2 separate regions of the Mus musculus genome follow, and region 1 is linked to region 2. A link is a loop called in an ENCODE intact Hi-C map of the cell type or tissue named here. Cell type or tissue: heart. All regions are shown on one strand. Each heading gives the region's core, and the rest is flanking DNA. Links, peaks and the distances in the headings are about the cores only.

What was found. Hi-C counts contacts between places; a loop is a spot of excess contacts. Peaks named below come from ENCODE experiments on the same cell type or tissue, not always from the same donor. Only the 100,000 strongest peaks of a DNase experiment are listed, where the experiment ranks them.
Region 1: a loop joins it to region 2, with 2.6 times the contacts of the local background. A loop is called at or near these places in 9 of 42 quality-filtered maps.

What each region holds. Positions count from the first base shown.
Region 1 is chr5:122,621,940-122,633,290 of GRCm38, reverse strand. Gm32988 (a long non-coding RNA gene) reads right to left here and starts at 9,189. Exons shown (of 3, transcript XR_387697.3): 1 at 8,019-9,189; 2 at 5,970-6,034; 3 at 5,008-5,127. In heart, for the core only: a CTCF peak has its summit at 5,849 (motif pointing right); a DNase peak (open chromatin) is centred at 5,860; H3K27ac peaks cover 4,805 bases.
Region 2 is chr5:122,719,799-122,731,149 of GRCm38, reverse strand. It overlaps P2rx4 (purinergic receptor P2X, ligand-gated ion channel 4), which reads right to left. Exons shown (of 12, transcript NM_011026.3): 6 at 6,476-6,556; 7 at 6,019-6,160; 8 at 5,784-5,920; 9 at 3,859-3,952; 10 at 3,686-3,751; 11 at 3,310-3,405; 12 at 1,412-2,863. The coding sequence ends at 2,837. It also overlaps a transcript of Camkk2 not described here. Among named protein-coding and RNA genes, the nearest start is that of P2rx4, 18 kb to the right of the region's middle. In heart, for the core only: a CTCF peak has its summit at 4,966 (motif pointing right); no DNase peak of the experiment used is centred there.

The DNA.
Region 1 (11,351 bases), core at 2,156-10,155, 98 kb after region 2:
AGCTCCTGCTTTTAATTCTTTTAGGTATAAACAACCCCTAGAGGAACTGCTGGATCATGTGGTAATTCTATATTTAAGCTTTGTGGAATGGTAGTTGTTTAATCTACAAAATATATATCCATTATCCATATGTACCTGATGGCAGCTCCTTTTTAACCCTAAAACTTCTCTCTCTCTCTCTCTCTTTCTCTCTCTCTCTCTCTCTCTCTCTCTCTGAAACACTTCTGTCTTAGTGAGGAATTGCCAGCTTCATCTCTTTCCCGGATATCCCCAACAGAGACTTGCTCCCAAGCAAGCCTGACCTAAGTGCAGCTTCTCTCCTCTTTTCTGTGAAGTGCCATCCCCTACCGCCCCACCTTAGCATAATAAATCCTCATAGTGTGACACAGGATTACCACCAGTTACATACACTCGAGTCACTTAACAATGCAAACTCATTCTGCGTAGACAGACAGCACCTTCATGCCAGTGACCTTGACTCTCATGGGCCTGTGTTGTGGGTCTCCATCAGAGAGGTCTCAAGAGACCCAGACCAAAGGGAGAAGCCAATGGAATAGGCTGGAGCTACGGTTAAGTTACCAGGCCATGGTACTGCAGGAAAAGGCAGGATCAGTGAACAGGAAGAGAGATGAGCGCCAAGGAACAGGTCAGGGGGCTAAGCTCAGAATGTGTGTGTGTGTGTGGGGGGGGGGCTCAAGAATAAGAAGTGGAAAGAAACCCTTGATCCTGACTCCTGCTGAAGAGGAGAGGGTGTGGCCGCCGAGCCCAGGGCTTTGTGCTTTCCCACCCAACTCATTGCACCTGTGGTGGTTTGTATACGCTTGGTCCAGGGAGTGACACTATTAGGAGGTGTGGCCTTGTTGGAGTAGGTGTGTTACTGTGGACGTGGGCTTTGAGACCCTCATCCTAGCTGCCTGGAAGCCAGCCTTCTCCTAACTGCCTTCAGAACAAGAGGTGGAACTCTCAGCTCCTCCTGCACCATGCCTGTCTGGATGCTGCCATGCTCCTGCCTTGATGATAATGAACTGAACCTCTGAACCTGTAAGCCAGCCCCAGTTAAATGTTGTCCTTCTAAGACTTGTCTTGGTCATGGTGTCTCTTCACAGCAGTAAGACCCTAACTAAGACAGTTCCCATTAAAGTCTTTCTTCTCACTGCCCATCTTATGGACTCAAGCCGTTCCCCAGGTACTTACACCCATCATCTCTCTTGCTTTTTGCTTACCCACCCCCCAGTAACACTCTCCCACTTAGCATCTACATGCCCTGACCGTTGCCTTCCCTTTAGGCTCTACCTACCACTCAGCAGCAGCTCTGATGAAGAGCAAGTTGAATATCTGTATTGTTTCTCTGAAATGCACATTTTAAATCTCAAGTGTCCCTGGGGTTGCTATTCACAAAGAAAGAGCTCTGATTGCCTAATTCTCATTAAGGGAATTGTGTGAGATTTCTAAGAATAAACACCATGCCCAAAGTCCAATGAACTGCAACTATTAACATGATGATGGTGTTGATGATGATGATGATGGTGGTGGTGGTGATGATGATGGTAATGACTATGATGACAGTGATGATGGTGATGATAGTGATGGTAATACTGATGATGATCATGGTGATGGTGGTGGCAGTGATGATGATTGTGGTGATGATGGTGATGAGCTATAAGTTCTTGGAAAACAAGGATAGTGACCAGTCCATATCCAGGTTCAGAATTCCACTATTTATTGTTTAATTGTTGCAAAGACTAGTATATATTTTTTCTGCCATGCATGCCCGTGGTGGTTTGAATAAGAACGGTCCTTATAGGTTCATATTTGAGTGCTTAGTCACTGGAGTGGAACTCTTTGAAAGTCTCCCATTCTCTCTCTCTCTCTCTCTCTCTCCTTTTGGATCAGGATGTAGCTCTCAGCTGCTTCTCCAGCACCATACTTGCCTGCTACCACACTCCCCACCACGACGATAATGGCCTCTGAAACTGTAAGCAATGCTTTCTTTGATAAGGGTTGAGTTGGTCACAGTGTCTCAGCACTGCAATACAACAGTGACTACGACTATGCCCTGCTTCCCTTTCCAGCCTCAACCTGAAGTCAATAGACCCTGGTGTGGCCAGACTGTTGGCTGGCTGGAGGCTAGTCATGACTTCTCTATGAAGACTAGAAAGAGGGGTGGAGAGATGGCTCAGTGGTTAAGTGCACCGGCTCCATCTTTGGGTTACTGTGCAAGGTGCTGCTCTAGGCAAGTTCTCTTTTGCAAGGATGTGTTTGGGCGACTGTTTTTTGTTTTTGTTTTTTTTTTAACTCTTTGGGGGTAAAAATCTAAGAGCAGAATTCTTCCACCACACCATCACCAGCTCATGGCAGCTGTTCTAAAGACCTTCCCTTTACCATTGCTTCATCATGGTTTGCCCAGAAAGTACCACTTGGCACATTTAGGCATTCAAAACATACATTAATTTAAACCATCATTTTGCTTTATTTTATTTTATTTTATTTTATTTTATTTCTGAGGCAAGATCTTCCGTTGCAGAGCTGAGGGTCCTGAAACTTTCTATGTAGACCAGGCTGGGATTTTTTTTTTAATTAAAAAATGATTATGTCTATTCAAATGAGAGCATGTGGCATTTGCAAATGAGCCATAGTGTGCTGGGCCGTGGGTGTGTGGGAAAGAGGGGAGTGGGAGAGTGCCCGTGTCCCACCAGAGTTCTGGTGCTCTGGGTAGGCAGATGAGGGAGGACTGCCAGACGATTTCCACATGGCCCGGGGTGGGCATCTGGCTGTGTTAGGCCACTGACCCCACATGGCAGGTGGTGGACAAGGGGCAGCCCCAGGTACCAGGTTCTCAGCCTCAGGCATCCCACACTGGATATGGCAGAGGAACTGAGAACAGAATAGGGACCCCAGGGTGGCACTCAGCCCCGGGGATAAGGAAAGGCAGGATTGGACAGGGGGAGAGGGGGTGCTGGGTGGTTCCCACACAGGCGAGAGTCCTTAGTCCGGGTCCATAGGAAGACCTTCTGATGGGAAGTTAGACAGGGCTTGTTAGGAGAAAGCCTGTCCCATCGTTCAAGCATGGTGGGCCTTCATGATCAGAGACAGTCTATGGTTTTAGAGCTTTATTGTAGAAAGTCAGGGTGAAAGAGAGAAGGTAGAAAGAGAGAGAGAGAGGCCGGCCATGGCCACATGGAGAGAAAGGGGGAAGAGAGAGAGAGAGAGAGAGAAGGAAGGCTAGAGAATAAGAAAGGTGAAAGTTTAAGAGAGCGAGGAGGGGCCAAGCAGCCCCTCTTATAGTGGGCTGGGCTATCTTGCTGTTGCTAGGTAACTGTGGAGAGGAGTCTAGTCAGAATGCCAGAAACTTGGGATATTGTCTACGTGACTGATAGCCATTTGCCCCTCCTGTGAGGGGCTGTAGGGGCGGTAACTTTGACAGGAGCCAGGGGTCCAGGAGAAACGATCAAAAGACTTCCTTCCCATGTAGGTGGAAATTACCACCCACCGGGTCCCACTGGGGTTCAAGACCTAAGCTCAACTGGAGACCAGGTTGTCTGTGCATAGCCCATAGCCCCACAATAGTGTGTGTGTGTGTGTGTGAGTGTGTGTGTTGAGGTCAGAGAATAATCTGTGGATGCCATCTCTTTCTTTACTCCCACTGTATGGGACCCAGAAATTGAGCTCATGCCTTCAGGTTTGCTGGTGTGTGCCATTTCTCTCAGTGAACTCTTACATAATAGTTTCAATACAAGTCACTGTGATGGTTTGCCTTATTTTGAATTTTGGTGGTAGAATCTTTACTCTGAAGTTGAACTCAAGAGAGTTCAAGTCTAGCGTCCGAGTTTATTGACTGTTTGAGCCCAGATAAGTGTCTTAACCTCTCTGAGCTTTGGTTTCCTAGCCTACCTTACAAAAGATACAAGAGAGGTACGCACCTAGCACCCAGCAGAACGTAGGGCCTTGGGTCTGGGGGCAGCTACTCCGGTTTATGTCAAATGACAAGAACTCCAGTCAGTTTGAGGCTCTCTTAGCTTCTTTGCTCTAACAAAAGCTTCCTGAGGAAGAATGGGTTTATTCTGGATCACAATTTTGTGGAACTGTAAAAGGCAGCCTGTTTTGGTTGAATGAGGCTTGCTCCAGTGACCCAGTAGAGACAAACCCACTAGGAAACTCTACAAGAGACAGAACAGTGAGCCACGTTCCCAGAGACAAGTGCCTGACACCACAGAGCCCCCCAATTCCATAATTCTGTGACTATAAATCATGCAGACAATGTCTCAAACTTCTAGCATTCTGGCTAGAGTCCATCCCCACAGTTACCTGACTATAGCCAGGTATGCTCCTCCCTACAGTTACCTAGCAACAGCAAGGTAGCACAGTGCACTATAAAAGGGGCTGCTTGGCCCCTCCTCACTCTCTTTAAGCTCTCACCTTTCTTACTCTCATCTCCAGCTCTCTTTTTCTCTCCCTTCCCCCTTCTCTCCACATGTCCATGACCTGCCTCTCTGTTTCTTTCTACCTTCTCTTTTTCTCCCTGCCTTTCTACAATAAAGCTCTAAAACCATAGACTGTATCTGCTCATCAAGGCCCACTGTGCTTGAATGATGAGATAGGCTTTTCCCTAAAGAGCCTCATCTAACCTCCCGCTGGAAGGAAGGCCTTCCTGCACTCCAGCCACAAACAGGACCAAGGACTCTCGCCTGTATGGGAACCACCCAACGCCCCCTCTCTCCCTGCCTTCTCCCTTTGACCCAGGAGCTGACCAAGCCGCCCCCGGGGCCCCCATTTGTTCTCAGCCCTTCTGCTGTGTCCAGCAGTGTCTGGGATGCCCAATACTGAGAACCTGTTACCTCTGGCCTCCTTTAGGCCCAGAGATCTAAGACTGTCCCTTGTCCACCCTCGTGGGCTAGGTCCATAGCTTCCCACATTCAGACACCCACCCGGGGCTACATGGAAAGGGTGTGACAGTCCTCCTACATCTGCCCGCCCAGAGCACCAGAACTCTTGTGGGACGGGGGTTTTCTCCCACTCCCTTTATTCCCCCATGCCCACTGCCCCGTTAAATTTGAAGGTGAATCTTTGATGGCAGGGAGAGTCGAGGCAATGGGAGCCTGTGGCACGGGGACACATCGAATCCACACTCTGAAAGCAGAGAGATAAGAATGGATATGCGGTTAGGAGCACTGACTGCTGTTCCAGAGGTCCTGAGTTCAATTCCCAGCAACCACATGGAGGCTCTCAACCATCTGTAATGGGATCCGATGCCCTCTTCTGGTGTGTCTGAAGACAGCTACAGTATACTCATATACATTAAATAAATAATATTTAAAATGAAGGAGGAAAAGGAGGAATACGCTCAGCTCCCGTTCTTTCTCTTTCTCCACAAGCCCAGCCCTGGGAATAGGGGCCATCCACAGTGGGAGAGTGTTTCTACACTGGTGGGCCAAGTTAGGATGACCCCATCCCACCCCCACCCTTGTGGATGTGCACAAATACAACTATTGCAGGAGGTTCTAGATTATGTCAACTTGACAGCCTACACTAGCCATCACAGGTAGCAAAGGAGAGAGAGAGAAAGAGAGAGCAAGAGCGAGAGCAAGAGCGAGAGCGAGAGCGAGAGCGAGAGGGAGAGGGAGAGGGAGAGGGAGAGAGAGAGAGAGAGAGAGAGAGGGGGGGGGAGAGAGAGAGATCCCAGACTGGAAAACCCTGAGAGTCTGAGCAGACGACCCTACATAGGTTCATCCTCTCTCTTGTTATGCAGATCAGAGATTAGTCCCCAGTTCAACTGTCTGCTCAATCCAAGGAGAGCTAACTCTGTGCCTTGGGCTTGCTTGTTGTCCAGGAGCTATGGGCATGACCAGCAGAGGGCAGCAATGCACCAACATTCAGTATGGCATCTGCACTGTTTTTGTCTGACCCTGGCCAGGAAAACCTGGTGAGATAATAATGCAGTATGTCACTATTTCCAGATAAGGTTATTTTACCCTCAGTGCACAGTAGAACAAGGTCTTCCCACTGGATACAGATGAAAAGGTTGGGTCTCCAAAACCTAAGGAACGGAACAAGGCTCTGTCTAAACCATAGACTCATATACAGGGTCACAAGCGTCCCAAATTTAGACAGCATTGAAAGGCATGACTGCTGTGTCTGGGCTGCAGAGCATTGGTGACCTTTTACCTGTTTTACGTCTCACAAAGCTCTTTCTGAGTGTCGATATGAGAGAATTTGCATCCTAACCATCCCAGTTTACAGGTCAGAAAACTGAGGCCCCTAAAACTCATCTGCTTCACCACTTGGCTTGATCTTAGAGGTTAAGAGTGGATTCTCAGGAATAGAAGCAGAATAGCAATGCACTCTAGATGTCCTGTAGCATGTTGGTTTTTAAATTTTAATTTAATTTTATAGGTGTGTATACCTGTGTATGTTTATGTGCACCGCATCTGTGTGTACCATGCGTAGGCAAATGCCCAGCAAGCCCAGAGGGCATAAGACACCCTGGAACTGAAGTTGAGGATGGTTGTGAACTGCCTGGTGTGGATGCTGGGAATTGAACTCGGGTCCTTTCCAGGAGCAGCAAGTGCTTTTAACCACTCTCCAGCCTGTTTTTAGTTATGTGCATATATGCTAGTTTATGTCCCGTTGTGTATGTGAGTGCAAGTTCCTCTCAGAGGCCAGTGTGGGATCCCCTAGGGCTGCTGTTACAGGTGGTTGTGACACACACACTCAGTGTGGGTACTGGCAACTGTGCTCAGGTCCTCTCTCTAAGAGTAGCAGTGCTCCTATCTGCTGAGTGGTCCTCTCGGCTCCTTGTGGAGTGTTTTGATGCAATAATACAAGATAATTTCTAGCCCAGGTATCAGCCCTGCCTTCAGATAATTAGGCAGGCTGCTTCTCTGTCTCAGCGCCTGCACCAGCGCTTAACGATTCCTTCTAGAACTGAAATCGCTTTTGATCAATCACAGTCCTCAGAGGATTATCATTGGAACTCGGCGCCAGGAGCAGCTTCCCACCACCCTCTGCTACCCACTCCACCCTCTGCTACCCACTCCCTGTTGCTAATGGCTGTTTGGCCAGTTTGCATGTGCAATGTCTTCAGCAGATGCCTGGGTAGGAGAGGATGATGTAATAGCAAAGCTCGACTCAAATTAGCTCCAACATAAGGAACATGTAACTTGGATGTAACAAGCTGATTGCAAGGTGGTGTGGTCAGCCGTTCACCAACTTCCAAGGGGCTGGAACCCATTTGCGCTCTCATTTCATTGGCCAGAAGTGTCACATGACTCCGCCTAACCCAATCTCAAGCCGGGACAATGAAGTTGTCATAAAGACTTAGACCAGGTTATCAACTAGAGACTTGATTTTGTGGGAAAGCGATTAGTAGTGTCTTGGTGATCCCCGGTGCCGTTACTGTAGCTTACAGGGAGCAATAACCTGTTCTGACACTGTGGTCCCTACCTTCAGGAGTGAGGGACTAGGAGAGAACCAAGTCCGGGTCCTGGTCTCCCACGGGCCCTGGGTTGATTATACCAGACTTGCTTTACTTCCTTTACATCATGGCTGCTTGTCTCTTTCTCATGGTGGAGATTTTGACAAAGCAAAGAAAAAGCACAGGCCTGATATCTCAGGAACCCGCCATTCAGAGGTGGCCGCTATGCTTCTGACAGTCCCCACACCACAATCCCAACTGTTTTCTAGAGATTGGGGTTCAAGTGCAGCGTCTCCTGGTCGTCCATACAGCCCCAACGCTGCAGTATGTGATTCAGATTCTCTGTGTACCAGGAACTCTCAAACCGCTTCAATGAGACCCAGGGATGTTGAATCCAGGAGGCTCAACGTGGGGGACGCAAATGTCCATTTGAACAGAGGAAGAGTGTTTAAAGGAGGCCTTGCCCAAAAAGAGGGCATGCCTCAGGACCACTGTAAGTAACAAACATCTTTTTCATGAGAGGAAGGCTCACTCAGCATTCAGGCCCTTTCCTGATAACATCAGCCAACCGTCCTCGAGAAGACTATTATTAATCCTTTGTCCGTACCTCTTTTTCCGGCCTGTTCCCCGGTTTCCAGTGATTGGTTCCCAGAAGGTGGGCACATGACCACATCAGGCCAATCAGGACCAACGAGGTTCAATTTCATTTGGTAGGAAGGTCTGCAAGGGCAGTCCTGTTGGATATGAGGCTAAATGGAATTCGAGAGCTGGCAGTTATCTTGCCATTATGAATACATTGGTTGCTTATCTATAGGGCCAAGGGGTTGGAGATGAGGCTCAGTTCGTAGAGTGCTTGCCTAGTCTGCACAAGGCTGTGGGTTTGTTCCCCTACACAGAATCAACCTAGGGTGGCGGCACTGCTTGTAATGGCTCGACTTGGGAAGTACAGACACGGGTATCAGAAGGTCAGCTATGCAGTAAATTCAATTGTCATTTTTCTATGTATGGCTGTATTTTTAGGTAGGGTCTTTCCATGTAGTTCATATGGCATTGAATTCACGATCCTCTTGCTTCAGCCTGGTGAACACCGGGCTCTCAGGCATATACCTCATCGCTACTCGGTTGCCTATCTTTGCATATTCAAGTTTTAGTTCATTTCTGTCCTGTGGGTTGGCAGGGCAGCTCAGTGCTTGCTGTACAAGCACGTATGACCTGACTTCCATCTCCCAAACCCCACAGTGGAAAGACAGAGCCGACCCCCAAAAGGATAGCCCCTGGCCACACACGCCTGTTGTGACGTGCGCGCTCCTGCATGCAAACTCATCAGACACACAATAATTATAAGCGAACTAAACATTTCGGTCTCGTGCAACAAAAGCTGGATTCCATTTTGTTACTAAAAGTAAAGGGGAAACGGATCAGAATTAAGTCAGCGAGGGTTTGGAGGGGGGGGCTTGCTGTGTCCCCGCCAGCAAGCTGTGCGGTCGACCAGCTCAGCTCTTCCTCTCTCCAGGCTCTATGCTGGGAAGTAGGGGAAATAACCCACCCATACCTTTGGGGGGGGCGCGGGGGGCGGAGGGCGTGGTTGACTCTGTAGCTGATAGTGCTTCATGAATGTGATGAGAAATAAAAATGTAAGAAAAAAATTCTTCTGAAATGTCAGGGATAATTTTAGAGATCCCAGAAGGGCTTCAGAAGGGCGGCAAATCAGAAAGTAATCCCATGCGCTGCAGGAGCTAACTGGCCACGGGAAGGAGTGAGGTGACTGGAGGGATAAGAAAGCTCCCCTACTTCCCTTTTATTATTATTTTTAGCTCACTTTGTAAACCAGGTTGGCCTCGAACTCAGAAAACCGCCTGCCTCTGCCTCCCAAGTGCTAGGATTAAAGGCATGCGTCACCACTGCCCAGCGTTCCCCTACTTCCTATTGGTTCCTTTTCAATCTCTTTCCCTTACATTACATTAACAATGTAACCACTGGGCCCTGCTTTGTGACACGTAGCTCACGTTTCCTCCTGGGATTCTGATTCTAAGAGCACCGTGGCCTCCAAGTTCACGCTAAAACCACCCCTTCTCTTGCCTGGGGACCAACCTGTGCAGCCCTTCTGCTGTCAGATCTGTGATTTCTTTTACCTGTGCACCCTGAACAGGAGGCCAAGTGCCTTTGGCTAACTGATGGCCGGCAGAGGCACCACCCACCCTCCCCTTGCCCTGCCCACTATCCCTTTCTTCTTGGTTGGAACAATCTTGTTCCCTTATATTGGAACTGCCGTTTTTTGTTTGTTTGTTTTTGTTTTTTGGAAGGCTGTGGAATATCTAGGAGGTGGAGCTTGGCTTGAGGAAGTGCACCACTGGGGGAGGGGCCTTGAGGTTGATAGGAAGACCCCTCTTCCTATCCTTTCTCTTCCTGATTGCAGGTGCAGCGTTACCAGCTGCCACACCCAAATAAACTCTTCCTCCCTTAAGCTACTTCTCATCAGGTATTTTGGTCATGGAGACAAGGAAAGGAAAGAATATGAACTTCCAACCCTTTACAGCTCCCTTCCACGGTCACTCCTTCCTTGGTGTTTGCTTCTTATTGGATCCAGATGGCTAGAGCTTTTCTCTTCGTGGAGTGAGCACAAGGGGATTTCAGCCATCCAAACTCATGACCCTCTGCTCCCAAAGAGACAGAGTTCCACTCTGTCGTGGTTAGGACCCCAGGTTTAGGATCAGGCAAGTCAAAGTAAAAGGGCTACTCGCAGTCACGTGACCCTTAGGCAGCCTCTTTGCTCACTCTACATCTCCTCTTCCCCCAGCTCCTCAATCAGTGATTCTCAGTCAGGACAGACCTTGGCACCTCCCATCCCCCAGACATTTGCCATCAGAGGGTGATAACTCTATGTCACAATGGGTCCAAACAGAAGCATGGAGGAGAGGCCCGAGATAACTGCTGAATATCCAACAGTAAAGAAAGAGCCCTCTGCAATGGACTGGTCAGCCTCAGTGTCCACCACGGCAAGGTTGAAATGTCCTGTGTTAAATGGAGATATTCATGGGCGCTACTCGAAGAGCTTGTCTTCAGAACCGAGGGCTCATCCCTATCTGTCATTTCTGCCTCCTTTCAGTTTCCTGAGTCCATGAGGGCAGAGGCCAGATGACTCTCAGCCAATGTTCTGCATCATCAGTAGTAATGGACATGGGCAGAGTTGAGCAAATATTTTTATTTGTTGAAATATGGGTCAAGTCTTTCCAGCCTCTGGAACAAGGTCCGAAAATAAGTGAGTCTCAGTATTTGTTGAATGGCTGGTTCTGTTTGTTTGTTTGTTTGTTTGAAAATTTCATTACTGTTGGCACTCTGTCTGGACTCCACCCCCACAGTTACCTGGCAACAGCCAGGTATGCTTCTCCCTACAGTTACCTGGCAACAGTCAGGTAGGCCTGGACCACTATAAAAGGGACTGCTTGGCTCCTCCCCTCTCTCTTGCCTCTTCTTACCTCTCTTGCCCTCTCGCTCTCCATACCCTCCCCCCCCCCCCCCGCTCTCCACGTGTTCATGGCTGGCCTCTTCTCTACTCTCTCCCTCTCTCTGCCTTTCTCTGACTCTACTACTCTCTTAACTCCCCTCCCCATGCCCTGAATAAACTCTATTCTATACTATACCGTTGTGTGGCTGGTCCCTGAGGGGGAAGGGATGCCTTGGCATGGGCCCTCTGAGACACCCTCTTCCCCCACACCTCCCCACACCCCTATAGAACATATCTTACTAGCTCTTTATCGTTTTACGATCACAACAATTACCCACTAATGTATGTGCTTTGGGAGACTTGTAAGAGACAGGCCTGGTCTTCTTTCTCCTTGTGTTCTCTGACAAGGTAGATGGTTCGTCAAAGAAATGACTTCCAAAGGCCCAAGACCTCTGTCAGCCAACCATGGAGCAGGGAGCCAGAAACAAAGTCATG
Region 2 (11,351 bases), core at 1,830-9,829:
CTTTGGTTGGTACCTGGTCCTTTGCAGCGTTTCTGCTTACACTGGTATTCCTTCCCTTAACGTTGACAGCAAGTCAGATGCCCAGAGCTCACAGCTCATCCCCCACCCCCACCCCGCCATGTAAACTGCTCCTGGGTGAGCCAGCAGCCCAAAGGTTGAAGTGTGAAGGAGGTAAGGGGCGGACTCTGTGAGGTTGGCTAGGTAAGCAGCTGGGAGTGGCTGTCATCACAGGAGACATGTCCCGAGGCCGGGCATTGTTTGAACAGGCTCCAAGCCTTACTCTCTGCCATCAGAGGGGGACAGGAGGCGAAATCTGAAAAGTCCCAATCCTTGTTTCAGAAATATGGGTGTGGTACACACGCCTGTAATCCCAGTACTTGGGAAGTGGAGGCAGGAGGATCCCAAGTTCAAGGCCATTCTGGGCTGCATAGTGAGATGCTACCTAAAAGTAAGGAACAGAGACTGAGAGCCAAGAGAAGGTTCCTGTCCAGAAGTGCCACTGGTGTGTGTGTGTGTGTGTGTGTGTGTGTGTGTGTGTGTAGAAGCCATTTCCCAGGGTTCCTCACTGCAGGCTTGAGGGGCTTCAGGGAGTCCCAGCAGCCCACGCGTGCATGTGTGAGTGAGGGATCCTGTCATCGACTCCTACCCTTCCTGGCTGTGCCCATGAGCAGAGATGCTGCCGCCGAATACAAGATGACCCCGGGTGAGCGAGGCCAACAGTACCACAAATATCATCCCTCACACCCAGCAGTGGGACAGTGCCATCATGGGTTCTCAGCCCCTGAGATAGTAAACAAAGAATGACCCAGTCTTCTGTGACAGAAGTTGCTGTAACAGAGTGCCACAAACTGTCTGATTTGCAAATAGAAATGCCCCAATTTTCTGGAGGCCAGGAACACCATTCCTGCAGATACTAGGTCTGCTGAGGTGTGCCCTCTCCTTCCAGGATGTCTAACACACAGAAGGAGCACAAAGCCACGAGTCCCTCTCTTAAGCCCTTTTGATAAGGCGCTTAAACCCATTCATGAAGGAGGAGTGCTTGTCCCCTCCAAGAGGCTCCGTCCCCTCGTCTTCTCAAGCCAGAGGTCCAGTTTCTAAAATGTGAATTTAGGGGGACCTACTCCCTAAAACTTCCAGTTCCATTTGATCTGTGTTTAGGCGACACCTAAAAAAAATCATTTCTATGTGAATGTATGTGTGTCTCTGGGTATGCACGTGTCATATGGTTGCCTGTGAAGGACAGGCAAATGTTATCCCCTGGAGATGGAGTTACAGTCAGTGGTGACACTACAGACATGGGAGCTGGAGACTGAACTCAGGTCCTCTGCAAGAGCAGCAGGGGCTCTTAACCATATAGCCACCCCCAGCCATATGATGTGACCTCTAAAAAAAACCAAAACAGCCCAGCAGTGGTGCTGCACGCTTTTAATTCCCGTACTTGAAGGCAGAGGCAGGCAGGTTTCTAGGAGTTCAAAGCCAGCCTGGTCTACAGCTTGAGTTCCAGGACAGCCAGGGCTACACAGAGAAACCCTGTCTCAAAAACAAACAAACAACACAAACCAGCGTCTCCTTAAAACCATTTCATAAGTCTTGCCCCCAGCGCCATAAGAAACAAAACCTCTTGCCAGAAGCAACGTGAGCTTTCCTGAGCATGGCTGGCTAGCCCACAGGAGGCTGTCACAGACAAATACTGACAGGAAGAGGCTCTCCAAAGCAAGGAGTCTCTTTAGAGATGGTGGAGGGTGCCGTGTGGGATGCGAGTGCCCTGTGGGTTAGGGCAGGACAGAGGCGGCATGTTGTTACAGCCAGAAAGCCAAGGCAAACTTTGAAAGGTAAGAAGAGGACTTATGCCGCTGTTGGGAAGTACAAGTTCTGGTCACGGATTTACCTCAGGCAGAGACGGAAGCAGCGGATAGAAAATCTAGCTGCTCCTGGAAGTGACCTTCACTGCAAGAATGTGCATATACATAATCTTACCAACAGGCAGATACCACACAAGGACCTCCCACCCCAGCCTTGTTTGGTGGCTCCGTTTGTATGCTGACAACTTTAATAATGTAAGGCGGATCCGGCTCACAAGCCGGGAGGCAGCACAGACAAGGATCTTTTAAAAACATTATTTTCTTTAATGTTTGGTCCTAGGTCATTTCAACACAGCCCTTATGAAAGGAAAAGCTAACCCTGCCTTTGTTCCGAGGACAACTTCTCTGGTCATAGGGAAGAGGAATAGTATCCCAGGCCTCCTGACGGCACCTGGGGGAGCCTCCTTCCTTATAAAGTGCTTGGACAGAGCTGCTGTGCCTCCAAGGACTGGGCCTGTCCGTAAGCCACAGCCGTGTCTCTGCTCCCATATTCCCCTTACCTCAGTACACTCACATTGTATAAGCAACAGGTGACCCAGCCAACAGCACACCAGAAATCCATTGTGTGTAGTGTGCAAATGACCCCCCCCCCATATGCACAATGAGATTAATAGGGTTTCTTGGATGTCTTGGAGTTTGAGGCCAGCCTGAGATGTGTACAATGAACCTGTAAAATGTAAAAATGCCGGAACTCCCGTGGGAAGTGGGTGCTGTTATGGACGTGTGGGATTCCAGCACCCCTGGAGGTTGAAGCAGGAGGATCTTGAATCTGAAGCCCATCTGAGCTGCAGAGCAGGACCCGGGCTCAAAACCCACAAAAAAACAATACAAGACGTGCTCGGGCAACCCTGAGTATTTGTGGAGTGGAGACCGAGTGAGACTCTGGAACCGTCTCTAGAGTGACAGACGCAGCAGCCAAGTCTCCCATATTTCTGCATCACAGGCTGAGTGGGATTGAAATGTAGGGTTAGGCATCACTGGTCCGTCTCTCCGGAAAGACCCTGCGAAGAGGGGTAAACGAGTGACTACCCAGCCCGTGTTGCCACCAGATCCCCAACCACCTACGGCAGGCAGCGGCTTGGTGCCTCTCCTGAGGGCTTGTGGGGAGATCTTAGCAACAGAGAGGTCTCCAGTTAGTTCTAGAGAGTCTCACAGTAAGGTACAAAACCCTCGTTCTGAGGATGAATGAAAGTACCATGTGGATGGAGATCCATTGTCACAGTCAAGGTGTGACAGTGATAAATAGAAGGTAAGACACAGCTGGGTTTTAAAGAGGGAGTCTATCTGAAGAGAGGAAAAGCCATGCTACTACAGGTGTAACTGCTGGGGTGATCAGCTGACCCGTGCCAGCCTCGGTAGAAGGGCCTTTGCTCGGTGCTCTCCGTGGGGACAAGGGACAAAGGCAAGACGCTCACACTTCGTGCCTGCGCTGGGTACAGGTGCTTACCTGCTCGTAGTCTTCCACATACTTATATTTCTTGTCCCGGTAGTAGTATCTCTTCTTCATACAGTAGAGGACTATGACGTCACACAGCACGGTCGCCTGATTTAGCACAGAATAAACCAGGATGCTTTATAAGACCCCCTTCCTCTGAGATCTAACCTACCAAGGAGGAATGGCATCTCCGTTTCTCTGCATCAGACTGGACTGAGACCAACCGGCTTGGTCTCAGAGGTGGGATTTCTAGGGAATCTTTCTCCTCACCCCAAACGGCATCCAGTCTAGAGTCAAGTCTGAGGTTTAGGGGAAGGCCAGCGCTTGCTCACTAAGCTGCTGACGAGTAAGAAAGGTCCAGACAAGGAAACCGCTCTAAAACACTCACCACCCCTAGGAGCGCCAAGCCAGAGCCAACATTGATCATGGTTGGGATGATGTCAAACTTGCCAGCCTGGCGGAAGACAGGAGGAGAACCAAAGTGTTCTAATGGGGGTGATGACAGAAAATAGGACAGTGGGAGGCTTTCTCTCTCCAAGCAGGGTTCAGAGGAGGGCCTACCTTTCCAAACACGATGATGTCAAAGCGGATGCCATATGCCTTGGTGAGTGTGCGTTGCTCATTGCCAGCAAGGTCCCTGTAGTACTTGGCAAACCTGGAGGAAAAGAGGGTAGGGTGGAGAATAAGTGCAGATCTTGGGGTCCCAGGCAGGGACTGTTAGCGCAGGACCCAAGTCCCTGAGCACAACTTGTCTTGGTTAACGAGTTGCTCCAGTGGCTTCGCAGACACCAAGCACCCTCCCCCCCCCAGGTCAGCCTCCTAGTTAATGTGAGGCAATGTAGCAGGAGGAGCCAGGACCCCTCCCGGAGGAGCAGAGGGACTCCTCTGCCACCAGCATCCTACCCCAGGATGGGAGCCCTTTTGCTCTGAACGGCCTTCCTGATGATACAGCTGGGTCATATCATCATCCCCTGCCTCTCTCCAGGGGACCCTGTGCACTAACAGAACTTGTCAGCCAGTGGGGATCTACAAGACTGCATGGAAGGATGGGGACTGAGCCAGCCCCGGGGCTCACAGCCCGGCTGGAGCTTGGCTCCAGGTGGGATACACCACGCCTCTGGGCTCCCCCCCTGGCTACCACCTGCCATTTTAGTCTCATTGGCTGGATTGAGATACACAATTGAGATAAGACACCAACTCAGCTCACCCTCCAGGCTACAGAATGCAAACCAGGGAAGTCTGTAATCCCAGCTGTCCCGGGAAACTAAAAGGTCAATTAGTTCCTAAATATGCAATATGGAGATTCTCCGAAGAAACCTTGCCCCTATCACCGCTCTGCCCGGCCCCAGCCTTAGTTAGCTTTCTATCAGAATCTCAAGTCTGGGATTTATCTGTGCCACAGCTTCTATGCTATTGGTCCAGGCTTGGGACCCTCAGGTGAGACTGGTGCTGGCTACGGTCTGGGTGTGTGTGAGATCCGTCAACTTCTCAGTTCTAGGATTCCAAGCTTTAGGTCTCCACCGTGGCCCCTAAGAACCCTGAGACAGAGACAGAACCATACAAATCTGACCCCACCCTGGTGTGGGGGTTGGGGGGAGTTCGAATAGCTGCCCTAGTCTCAAGAAAGCCTTCTTACTACCCCACGCAAATTTGATACCACAAGCTACCACTAGAGGGAGTCAAGGGCAACTTTGAAAACTGACCTAGCAAATAAATGCTCGTTAACTGTACACAGGATTTGGCTGCTTTTGAAAAATGGCAATGGTGTTCCCAGGCCTCGCTCACATTCCCAGGTGTCCTGGATTTAATAGTGTCCCTTCTCAAATTCATCTCCACCTGCAAAGGTGATCTTATTTTGCAGATGTAATTAGTTAAAGAGAGGTCATGCCAGATTAAGGTTAACCCTAAATCTAATGTTCTTGAAGAGAAGATCGAACCAACCCGGTCTACACAGCAAGTTCCTAGCCGTCCATAAATAGAAGAGAGAAGGTGGGTGTGGCGGGTGCACACCTCTAATCCCAGCACTTGGGGTGATGGTGGGGGTTCAGGAGTTTACGGCATCAGACCGCAGAGTTCACAGCAACATAATCCTACAGACTTCTGGTTTCAGAACTATCGAAGAATAAAATTCTGTTGTTTCGAGCTGTTCGGTGTCATCTGTTACTAGAGCCCGGGGAAACAGATACAGCAGCATCTTCAGCTGGCTAGTTTCAGTGCAGCCTCTTTTTTTTTTTTTTTTTTTTTTTTTTTTCTTTTCGAGACAGGGCTTCTCTGTATAGCCCTGGTTGCCCCGGAACTCACTTTGTAGACCAGGCTGGCCTCGAACCTAGAAATCCGCCTGCTTCTGCCTCCCAAGTGCTGGGATTAAAGGCGTGTGCCACCACCGCCCGGCTCAGTGCAGCCTCTTATATTTTAGTGAGACAGGTCTCAGGATGTGCCCTGGGCTTGAACCACATGTACGCATCCTCCCAACGCGTGAGCGGTACCTGAAATTGTAGCCAGGAGACACGTTGTGTTCTAAGTCCCGAGTGTCGAGGCGCCGGAAGGAATATCTGGGCAGGCAGTGGGAGGCAGCTCTGTCAAGGTTGCAGTCCCACTTGATCTGGATACCCATGATGCCTCCCTGTGGGGAAAGCAGGGGAGGCTTTCGGAACTCAAGCTCACGCTGGGGCCGGGATCCTGGGGCAGGTAAGATGCGAGGAAAACCATGCTGGCACCTACCTCCACTGCCATCTCCTGAAAGCTGTGGCCCGCATCCGCCACGATTTGGCCAAGACGGAATATGGGGCAGAAGGGATCCGTCCGCGCATTATAAATGCACGACTTGAGGTAGGAGGTGGTAATGTTGGGGAGGATATTCCTCCTGAAGTAGGGGAGGAAGCAGAGAGTCTGAGCAAGGGCAGCTTCGGGGAGAGCCAGAAGTTCTTTTTTATAAATCTTTTTTTTTTTTTTAATTTTATTTATTTATTATATGTAAGTACACTGTAGCTGTCTTCAGACACCAGAAGTGGGCACCAGATCTCGTTATGGATGGTTATGAGCCACCATGTGGTTGCTGGGATTTGAACTCAGGACCTTCGGAAGAGCAGTCAGTGCTCTTAACCGTTGAGCCATCTCTCAGCCCCCAGAAGTTCTTTTTAAGAGGCGCGTGAATGCCTATTGCCCGGCCCCCACTTACTTGCTGAAATTAAACTTGGGGTACCAGATGTTGTTCTTTACCAAGAGGGTGAAGTTTTCTGCAGCCTTTAAAAAAGCTGGCCTGGAAAAGGAATTGTACAGGTTATTACACACATGCGCATTGCGGTCGGTGCCACCTTTCCGACAGTTTACAGCGCCACTCTCGCAAGGAGAATGGGAACATCTGGCATTTTCTATCCTCTTTTGTGTCACACTAGGGTCACCAGGCCTTCCGGATCCTTCCTCTGAAGAGGCAGAACTTCCTGCCCAAAGCATTCAATGAAAGGGATGCTGGCTGTGGCCACCATGATTGCCTAGCATCTGCTGGCCTCCAGTTTGCCTTTAAGGCGTTCATGGGTTATGGATGCTCCTTGGATCTGGTTTTATAAGTCAAAACACAGAGGAGTTCGCCAGCAGGGACATTCTGACCTTGCTGTAAAGGAAACTATACTGCCAGAAAGCTCTAAGAGGTGCCACACCAGCCTGCGGCTGACAATACAAGGTGAGTCTGTCCCCAAGGGGACTCGTTTCTTGGGTGAATTTTTTTTTTCTGTAAGAATTCAGAAATGTGGGTCTGGAGAGATGGCTCAGCAGTTAAGAGCACTGACTGCTTTTCCAAAGGTTCTGAGTTCAAATCCCAACAACTGCATGGTGGCTCACAACCATTCGTAATGAGATCTGATGCCCTCTTCTGGTGTGTCTGAAGACACCTACAGTGTACCTATGTATATCAATAAATCTTAAAAAAAAGAAAAGAAAATAAGATGTAGGTCTGACCCCTCTGTGGAGGAGGCCTCTTCTGAGACAGACGAGACTTTTGAAGTTATAAATAGATTCAGTAATCTCAGCCCCTCATCAGCAGCAAAGCCACAGCGGGCCACCTGATGAGGGAAGTCCAGCCAGACACTTTCTGATGCTAAGAGAGGGCCTGGAGCTGATTCAAACTCAAGGTCTCCATTCCTTATCAAGAGGGAGGGGGTCACAACCGGGCTTTTCCACTAATGTCATTTTCGGTATCATACCTCCTAATACCAGTGCACCCCACAGGCAACACTTTTTAAAATTTTTTCCTTTTCAAAAAATGAAGTGAAATTCAACTAAAAAAAAAAAAAGATTAGCCATTTTAAAATGAGTCCCTTTAGTGAGATATTATGGCCCATCCCTGCTATCCCAGCACTGGGAAGACTGAGCCAGGAGGGTCACTGACTCCAAGAAAGTTCTTAGGTGAGCTTGATTCTTTTACAAGGCAAAGTAATATTCCATTGTATGGGCATACCACAATTTGTATGCATTTATTAAAGTTGAGGTGCTCTCACTTAACCCCCCAAAAAGTGATATTAAAACTTGTAGTTAATATTATTGTCTATGTAGGGTCTGTGGTCTGGAGCTTAGTCTTAGTAAGAAACACAAATCAGGGGGCTGGCGAGATGGCTCAGTGGTTAAGAGTGCCGACTGCTCTTCTGAAGGTCTGAAGTTCAAATCCCAGCAACCACATGGTGGCTCACAACCATCCATAACGAAATCTGATGCCCTCTTCTGGAGTATCTGAGGACAGCTACAGTGTACTTACATATAATAAATAAATAAATCTTAAAAAAAAAAAAAAGAAAGAAACACAAATCAGGAGGTGATAACCAAGATACCCCAAGTCAGGCTTTCCTCTTCAATCAAAAGGAAGGGACAGAAAAAGAGTGGATATATCTCTTTTGAGTGCTGTGTGGACATGCAGGCTTTATGTCTGTATGTATATCTGGAGGTGTCTTCTTCATGAACACAGTCTACCTCTGAGACAAGGCCTTTTATTGGCCTGGAGCTCACCAGTCAGACTAGGCCAGCTGGCCAGTGAACCCAAAGGATCCTGGCTTCCACATCCACAGCACTGAGATCAGAAGCCCGTGCCACACGCACAACCTTTTTATATGAATCTTCAGAGCTGACCTGAAACAGTGCTGTCTGGTATAGATACATTGTCAAACACAATCTAAGCCACATTGTGATTTCTTCTCCTTCTGATGTTTGGAGTTTTCCAGACAGGGTATCTCTGTGTATTCCTGGCTGTCCCAGAATTCACTCTGTAGACCAGGCTGGCCCCGAACTCATAGAGATCCTACCTGCCCTCGATTCCTGAGTGCTGGGGTTAAAGATGTGCACGATCACAGCCCAGCATGAATTATTTCTTCAGGGCCGGGCGTGGTGGCGCACGCCTTTAATCCCAGCACTTGGGAGGCAGAGGCAGGTGGATTTCTGAGTTCGAGGCCAGCCTGGTCTACAAAGTGAGTTCCAGGACAGCCAGGGCTATACAGAGAAACCCTGTCTCGAAAAACCAAAAAAAAAAAGAATTATTTCTTCAGACAGAGTCCATATATCCCAGACTGGTCCTAGACTTAGCACCCTCCTGCCTGAGCTTCCTGAGTGCTGAATCACAGGCACGCACCGGCATGACTGCTCTACACCATACTTCTGCAAGTTTTCTGGAGACCACATTTACACAAAAAAAAAAATCATCGTGTGCACAAGCATAGAGGGTCAGATGACCATGTGCACGTTGGTTCTCGCCTTCAACCATGAGGGTTCCAGGGCTAGAACTCGGCTCAGCTGCAAGTGTCCTTTTCTACTGATCCATCTTACTGGCCCAGTCAGCAGAGCTGGTTGGATTTATGTGTGTGTGTGTGTGTGTGTGTGTGTGTGTGTGTGTGTGTGTGTGTGTGTAAAACAGTAGCAAAAGAAAGAAAAACGTGCATCTCTGACTTTGAGAGGGAGCTGGGGTAGAGATATACAGGAGGAGTGGGAAGGATGAAGGGAGGGAAATTGTATAATTATATTATCATTTGAGAAGCTTTTTTTAAGTAAAGGAGAGGGTGAGAGTTAAGGGCTCTTTCACCTGAGCTCAGGTGGATCCCAGCTGCTTATAACTCCAGATTATCTGGATACCACAGGCACTTGATACACATATACATGTATTTTCTAAGAAGAATCTCTAAGAAATATAATTAATTAAATTTGTGTTTTTGAGAGAAGGCTTCTTTACATAGCCCTGGCTGTCCTGGAACTCACTACATAGACCAGGCTGGCCTCGATTTCACAAGAGATCTGCCTCTGCCTCCTGAGTGCTGGGATTAAAAGCATGCACCATCATGCCCTGCCTCTTTAGGAAATTTTAAATGAGCCAGGCGTGGTGTCGCACACCTTTAATCCCAGCATTTGGGAGGCAGTGGCAGGCAGATTTCTGAGTTCGAGGCCAGCCTGGTCTACAAAGTGAGTTCCAGGACAGCCAGGGCTAAACAGAGAAACCCTGTCTCAACCCCACCCCCACCCCCAATTTTTTTTTAAATGTAGAAAGAAAGTGACATTTAGTATATACTATCCCAGCATGTAATATGACTTGGATATATTATATGGCCAACATCAAATATGAATCAGGTCTTATGCCATGTGCCTTGGTCATAGTTTTTGGAACCTACAACATGTCACATCAGTAGAACACATTACTTTAGACCCAGTACTTCACAAACCTCAACAGCAGCAAGTGGCCAGCAGCCCCAGTGCTGGAGACTACAGTTACCAAAGATGCTTCCCGGGACCCATCATACCCCAGGATCCCTTCCTCTTGGTACTTCTCCTGTGCCTGAGCCACCAGGTTTCTCCCAGTGGTAGTTCATCCAGGCCGAGCGCCATAGCTTCCTGCTCCCCAAGTCTCACATAGGACTGAACACCACAGAAACGCAGGCTCCATGCAGGTCTCTACGCGCAGCCTCTGCCTCCACCTATGCTAAGCCCAGATGTGACTGGGAAGATGGTGTTCAGGGCCCCTAGAACCAGCTGTTGTTTATGACCTTGCTTTGACAATTTCCCCACCTCTTTTCCTTGGCAACAGAGTTCCCAGTCTCCTTTGGAAGCTAGGCCTCCCTCCCCCTGCCTTAGCCTGTACATTTTGGGCTGTACTGATGGCAGACCTAGCGCCTGAGGCAGGTATGGGACCCAAGTCCAAGCTGAGAAGCCATGCTTATGGGTTGAGGAGTTTCACGGGTGACACAGTGATGGACAGGTCTGGACTGCACATCCAGGATGGGAGACATAAGCCCAGGGATGCAGAGGAGGCTACCCTGAGGAAGGCAGAGGCAAGAGGAACCTGGTACTCTGTGATCCCCAGACCTAGCCTGGCTCAGTCTTTTCTGTGCTGATTGTGTGTGTGTGTGTGTGTGTGTGTGTGTGTGTGTGTGTGTGTGTGTCTGTGTGTGTGTGTGTGTGTGTGTGTGTGTGTGTGTTGGGGTTGGGGGTTATGTGGGCATGGTGCTTGAGACACCCAAAGCCAGGTTATGATAGCTTATGCCAGTGTTCCCAATACTTGGAAAGCTGAGGCAGGAAATGGACAGAAGCAGATGACCCCTGTGGGGTGAACTAGGGAAAGGCTGAAAGAGGCTGAGGAGAAGGGCGACCCTGTAGGAGGACCAGCAGTCTCAATAAATCTGGACCCCTGAGATCTCTCGAACACTGGTCCACCAAGCAGGTAGCATATTTCAGCTGATATGAGGCCACTAATACATATGCAGCAGAGGACTGCTGGGTCTATGTTCATTCAGAGATGATGCACCTAACCCTCAAGAGACTGGAGGCCCCAGGGAGTTTAGAGGTCAGGTGGGGTAGGGGGTGGGGACATCCACATGGAGACAGGGGAGTGAGGAGGAGATATGGGATATGGAACAGTCGGAGGATGGATGGGGGCGGGTGGATAAAATATAGAGTGTAAAAAAATAAATTTAAAATTAAAAAAAAAAAAAAGAGTTTGGGCTTGGCTGCTGCTGTGACTCAGTGGGTAAATAACTTGCTGCGATGCCAAAGGATTTGAATTCCATTCCTGGTCCAAAATGGTAGACGGA